2 separate regions of the Mus musculus genome follow, and region 1 is linked to region 2. Evidence: chromatin loops called from intact Hi-C (ENCODE). Cell type or tissue: heart. All regions are shown on one strand. Links, peaks and the distances in the headings refer to the core of each region. The heading gives the core; the rest is flanking DNA. Region 1 overlaps Pdzd2 (PDZ domain containing 2). Region 2 overlaps Pdzd2 (PDZ domain containing 2).

Region 1 (2,913 bases), core at 312-2,811, 97 kb before region 2:
TGCTGTGTCTCCCCAGGAGGAGTTTTGTCCCACAGCAAGGCCCCAAATGTAGAAGTAGTGAGACTGTCAGTGCAAATATGCCAAAGGCATGAAACGGGAGAGTACAACCGTGGGCATGTAGCTATTGGGAAAAGCATGGTATATATAGGACTCGGTACTCTCAGTGTTGAGCATTCACGGGGAATGTTGGTGGGAATTACCCATGTGTAAGCAGATACAGCTGCCACCCCAAAAGCTTGGAGAAGCACTGTGCACATTTGACCAGTCAGTTCCCTGTGACAGAAAGACCACCTCTTGACTTCTGATGAAGATGAATCTACAGCAATGGAGGAGGGACTTATTCAAGCCGGAGGGATAGCTTCGTGGGGGCAGGAGGGGATGAGATGTGAGCCAGTTCAGGAGGAATATTCCACACTGAGATGGGGGATGGGCCCGGAGGGAGGAAGAGAGCCAGGAAGTAAAGATGCTGCCGGACTTTAGATTATGATGGGGTGGAGGAGAAGGGAACAGAGGAGGGGTTGGAGCCAAGGAAGGATTTCGGAATTGAGAGGGCCTTTGACAGATGAGCAGGAGGAGCCCAGGAGTTACACAGTTGGTTTCTGTTGGTTGTCAGCGTAGAATTTGAAGGGTCTGCCCAAATGTGCCCCCGTCCTTTGTTCTCCTACTGTGTCCCTGATCCTTGTATCAGTACATGCCCATCTTCCCCATGGCTATCTCACTGTCTGCAGGAGAGATGGATTGGCTTTCTTCACACTTTAAAATAAGCACACTGAGGCAAAACTATTTGACCTGTTTAATATCCGTAGCAAAAGGTGGATGGAGGCGAGGAAGATGAAAAAGAAGGTGGCACAGTCAACTCATGCTAGTTGGCCAGGGCTAGCCTGGTTTTAGCATTGAAGTCCTCAATGCCAAGACAACCTTCAGCCTTGAGTAAAGAGGTAACCATTGATTACTCAGACCCAGTCAGGAGAAGAGGAGCCATCCTGAGGTGCTGCCAGCTGAGACTGCTCTGAGCGTGTGTCCCCATTTCCCAGGGACCGCTGTCTCACAGCACCAAGTTATACCTAGGTCACCCTGAGAGTCTACAGGTGTGTTTGTCCTTCAAGAACCACTAGCTGTCCGGGACAGAAATCCTTTGTCCTCCATGAGCCTTTTATGTACAGACTCAGTACTTGAGCACCTAGTGGATGCCACACACACACACCCCATAAATATCTATCCAGTGGTCCAAACTCTTATGTGGCCAAGTTGAAGCATAAGTTAAGTACTTTGTCCTTACCCATTCAACAGCATGCTTCTAGTGTGTGTGCACAGACACACACACACACACACACACACACACACACACACACACACAGATGTCTCTGCTCACACTCCTTGTAGCTTCACCCGATTTTATTTAGAAAATCCAATAACTTTTCTGATCTCCCAAAGCCTAAGCCCTCTAGGGTAGGAGATGAGGAGGGGTGAATCCAGTGCTCTGGGCAGCTTTGATGTCACACATTTGCATCTGGGAACGGAACTCTGGTCCTCTCGGGCTGTCGGAAACCATGGAGATGACGAGCAGATGTTTTTCTAATAATGAGAAGATGTGCAGGCGCCGACACGAGAATAGTTTCCAGTCCGAAAGTTAATTAGCAAGCTGGGGAGCCCAGATAAATAAAGCTTTCTGTTTCCCTTTCTGCAGTCTAAAATACCAGATCTGGAGGTCCCCTCCCTGCCTTTCCCTCTACCCTGAACATCAGGATTTGAGAGGAAGCTTTTAAGTGCCTAGTAATTTGTGTGAGGGGAAACTGGCTTCCCACACAGCCTGTGTTCTGGATGACACATTGGCTCTTGGACACAGAGGCCATTCTTAGCAACTTGCTGGGTGATTATCGCTACCCTCTTTCAGATCTCTTGAAGATTATAGGAGATAAGAGTACCACTAATAGAGGACTGGTGGAGAAAGATCCTGCCCCACCCCGCCCCACCCCTGCATGCATGCAGAGGCAGAAAAAGTAAATATTAAGAACAAACCAGTCAGCAGCACTGGTATTTTTTCCCATTTTACAGATGGAAAAATTAAGGTCTAGACAAGTTAAGCTCCAACAGCTGTTCTGTATGGAGATGGGTTTAAAGCTGGGTTTGTCTAACAGCAGTCTCAGGGTCTTTATCACTGAATGTATTTTACAGTTTAAGAAGAGCCAATCTTTACTTGTGTTCACAGTGTTGGGCGTGGACTCTAGGGCCCTGCCCATACTAGGCAAGCCTTCTACACTGAGTTACATTATCTGTTTACTTCCCTTATTTTAAAGGGACTAAGAACACTTCCCTGACAGGGACATCCCAGGAACCCTATTTCACATACTGACTTGAGACAGACGAGTTAGATGCTTGGGCAACTGTCTTGGTTAGGGTTACTATTGCTGTGATAAAGCACCATGACCAAAGCAAGTTGGGGAGGAAAGAGTTTATGTTGGCTCACACTTCCACATGGTAGTCCATCATTGAAGGAAGTCAGGGCAGGAACTTGGAGGCAGGAGCTGATACAGAAGCCATGGGAGGGTTTTTTTTTTGGTTTGTTTTTTTTTTTTTTTTTTTTTTTTTTTTTTTTTTTTTGGTTTGGTTTGGTTTTTTTACTGGCTTGCTTTCCATGGCTTGCTCGTCCTGCTTTCTTACAGAATCCAGGACCACCAGCTCAGTGATGGCCCCACCCACAATGGGTGGGGCCTTCCCCATCAATCACTTATTAAGAAAATGTCCTGCAGAGTTTCTTATAGCCAGATCTTATAGAGGCATTTTCACAATTGAGGTTCCCTTCTTTCTGATGACTCTACCTTGTGTAGATGTAGAGTTGACATAATATTAGCCAGCACAGCAACAAAACCCAGCCTTCCAACGTCTGGGGTCCCAGTTTGTCCCTCTCTGTGG
Region 2 (2,913 bases), core at 325-2,824:
TGTATTAAATATAGCGAAAGGTTAGCCACCATAAGTAATATTTAAATAGGACGATCATAACAGATTACTGTAAGTTATGTGGATGTGCTTTCTCTCTCAAAATATCTCGCTGTCCTGAAGGTTTTTGACCTTTTTGACCACAAGTAATTGAAACCTTGGATTAGCAGTGAGCTATTTTACTGTGTAGCTTCAATGGTCTGGGTGCTGGCCACTTAAGTCAAAGACACATACAGGCATAGGGTCTTAAGTGCTCCAGCCACGATAGTGCCAATGTGTTCCTGGAGTATGAGGAGTCTGTACGATCCCAGAAGAAAATCTCACTGGGCAGATATAGGCCAGACATACTCAAGGTGACTGGCCAAATGGCACAGAGACACGCCATGCAATAAAGAGTAGCTGAGTATCAGCCCTAGCCAGCAGCAGCCTTCAATCCCCTCTGCCTCCAAATCATGTGTAAAAATAAATTTAGGGTTGGTACAATCTTAGACTGGTTACCCATGGCAACCTTGAGTTCTGTCTGGATTAAAGCAGATTTAGGCAGAGTGTCAAGAGGGTATGAGAAGGTGTTACTTGGAGAAATGACTGCAGGTGGTGATGTAGTAGGAGACAGAGAGAAAGGAAGATTCTCCAATTATAGCTTTATAATATGGTCCCTGGGGCCGCTTAGCACAGGGTCTTGTCTCCCTGCATGTGTGCCCAGAGGCACCTAGTACTCCATGCAAGACTATATATATAGTCTATAGGTGGTGACCTAGAGATATTAACGAAAGGTTAAATTTTACTCAGCATGCTCTCTAAGAAGATTTCCATTGCAGAAAGTTAAAAGGAAAACAAATTTCAGCATTTACAATTCAATTATCTGGAAAATTGGCCACGTGGAACAGCCCATTCCCCTAAGGATGTAGGCTGAAAGAAACAGCCCATGACCCACATGGTACCCAGCTCCATTCTTTTCAGCCTGCTGCCTTCTCGTGCAAGTTCTTTTCATGGCTTGGTTTCTGGAATCTCTTCCAGCTCATTCAAGTCCTACTTTCTGGTATCACGGAAGAAACTAAGACTCGGGGGAGTTCTTTCCTGAGGTCATCTATCTTCCCAGAGATCAAGTTTATGCCTTTGACTCAGAGTCAATAACTTTTTTTTTTCAAACCCATAAATAATAACAAATGGCATTGGATAGTTTTCTATATCCTGTAGTTTGTGATCAAAACAAATAGAAAGTTAAGTTTCTCTACATTTCATACAAAAGCAGGGGTCACACCCTAAAAACCTCCCGTCTCATAGGTGTAGCTTGTAGCAACTTGGTGACAAGAGTCATTGCTGCTGTTGGAAAGAAGCACGGAGCTTGCTTTCCCTAGATTTCTAAGTGCCACCAGGCCAAGGCAGTGGAGAATCTGAGAGCCGTCGTCTGCCATCTTGTGGTTGAAATCAAGCACTGTGAGAGAGTGTGCTGGAGCTGTCTGTCCCCCAGCTGGGTGTGCTTCACAGCTGTGCTCTTCAGGCTGAGGTCTCTGCTGAGTCGCCCCTCCTGAACCATACTGAGTCACCAAAATGTGCTGTTTCCCCAACTTTCATTCCTGCCCTTCCCCCCAGTTCCCACAGAAGACGAGACAGTGATTGCATGACCCACCCTGCTGGGCTCTTCAAGATGAATAAAGGAGTCCCCAGAGTCTTTAACGCCAGCTTCTAGTTTCTCTGTCCTGAAACTCACTCTGTAGACCAGGCTAGCCACAGACTCAGCCTGTCTCTGCTCTTGAATGCTGGGATTAAAGGTGTGCCACTACTGCCTAGACCAGAAATTTCTTTTAAGGTAAATCAGGTAACCAAGTCTCTAGCGTTATAGTGACTAATCGAGTGAGTTCTTAGAAAAAGCTGGCCGTGTCTGTAAACACTTATCAACAGGCATTTATTGAGTGACATTTCAGGGTCCACTGTTTTTGGCTTTTGAGACAGGCCCATGCTGATCACAAACTCACTATATAGCAGCAGAGGCTGACCTCTAACTTCAGACACTCTTGCTTCTGCCTCCTGAGTGCTGGAGTCACAGGCATGTACTGCCAGGCCTGCTCGATGTGATGCTGGGGCCTGAACCCAGGCTTTCATGCCTGCTTCATCCCCAGCCCTGGGTCCACTTGCTTTTGGGACGGAAGAGATGATATGAGATGGGAGACTTTCTCTGATACAGTGCTCTATCCTGTGATATGACACTTCGTCCAGACGCCCGTGATGCACTGCTCAATGCAGACACCCGTGATATGGCCCTCCATCCTGATGCCAGTAACACAACATTTCATCCAGCCATCCATGACACAGCGCTCTATCCAGACATCCATGACGCAGCGCTCCATCCAGACGCCTGTGACGCAGCGCACCATGCAGATGCCTGTGACGCAGCCCACCATGCAGACGCCTGTGACGCAGCGCACCATGCAGATGTGCTTCCTTTCCTTCCAACCACCTGCTTCGCTGATACCTGACTTGGAACTGAATGCCGGTGCGGCCATACACTCCCACCCAGGAAGAGGAAACCCCCAATGCCTCACTTCAGATACCCACTTCTAAACTGTTAGAAGTACTTCTAGGAATTGCTGTCACTAGGAAGCATAAGGAGGGAGGCATCTGGCGTGATTAAAGTACTACTGTCTGACTTCATACCCTCCCCCGTGGGCATTTCTGAGTCTTTTGCAGGAAGGCTGACTTCTGCTTCACCTTTCTTACTTGAGTATTGAACGCGTTTGAGCATTTCTGTTCTCTCATGTTTGGGTACTAAATGTCCCCAAGTGATTTTCAATTTTTCTTTCACAAGAGGGTCTTTGAAATCCAAGCTTTGGTGCCTGGATTACCTCTTACCCTCTCTTAGAGACTTCTGAAGGGAGGCAAGACACCTCACAGCCTGGCTTTCACAGAAATAGAAAG

The links. Peaks named below come from ENCODE experiments on the same cell type or tissue, not always from the same donor. Only the 100,000 strongest peaks of a DNase experiment are listed, where the experiment ranks them.
Region 1: a loop joins it to region 2, with 2.2 times the contacts of the local background. A loop is called at or near these places in 3 of 42 quality-filtered maps.

Annotation. Positions count from the first base shown.
Region 1 is chr15:12,681,418-12,684,330 of GRCm38, reverse strand. All of the region lies in intron 2 of Pdzd2 (PDZ domain containing 2), which reads left to right. Among named protein-coding and RNA genes, the nearest start is that of Gm41273, 31 kb to the right of the region's middle. In heart, for the core only: no CTCF peak of the experiment used is centred there; a DNase peak (open chromatin) is centred at 1,630.
Region 2 is chr15:12,584,829-12,587,741 of GRCm38, reverse strand. The region is part of intron 3 of Pdzd2 (PDZ domain containing 2); the gene reads left to right. Among named protein-coding and RNA genes, the nearest start is that of Gm41273, 65 kb to the left of the region's middle. In heart, for the core only: a CTCF peak has its summit at 1,412 (motif pointing left); a DNase peak (open chromatin) is centred at 1,421; H3K27me3 peaks cover 588 bases.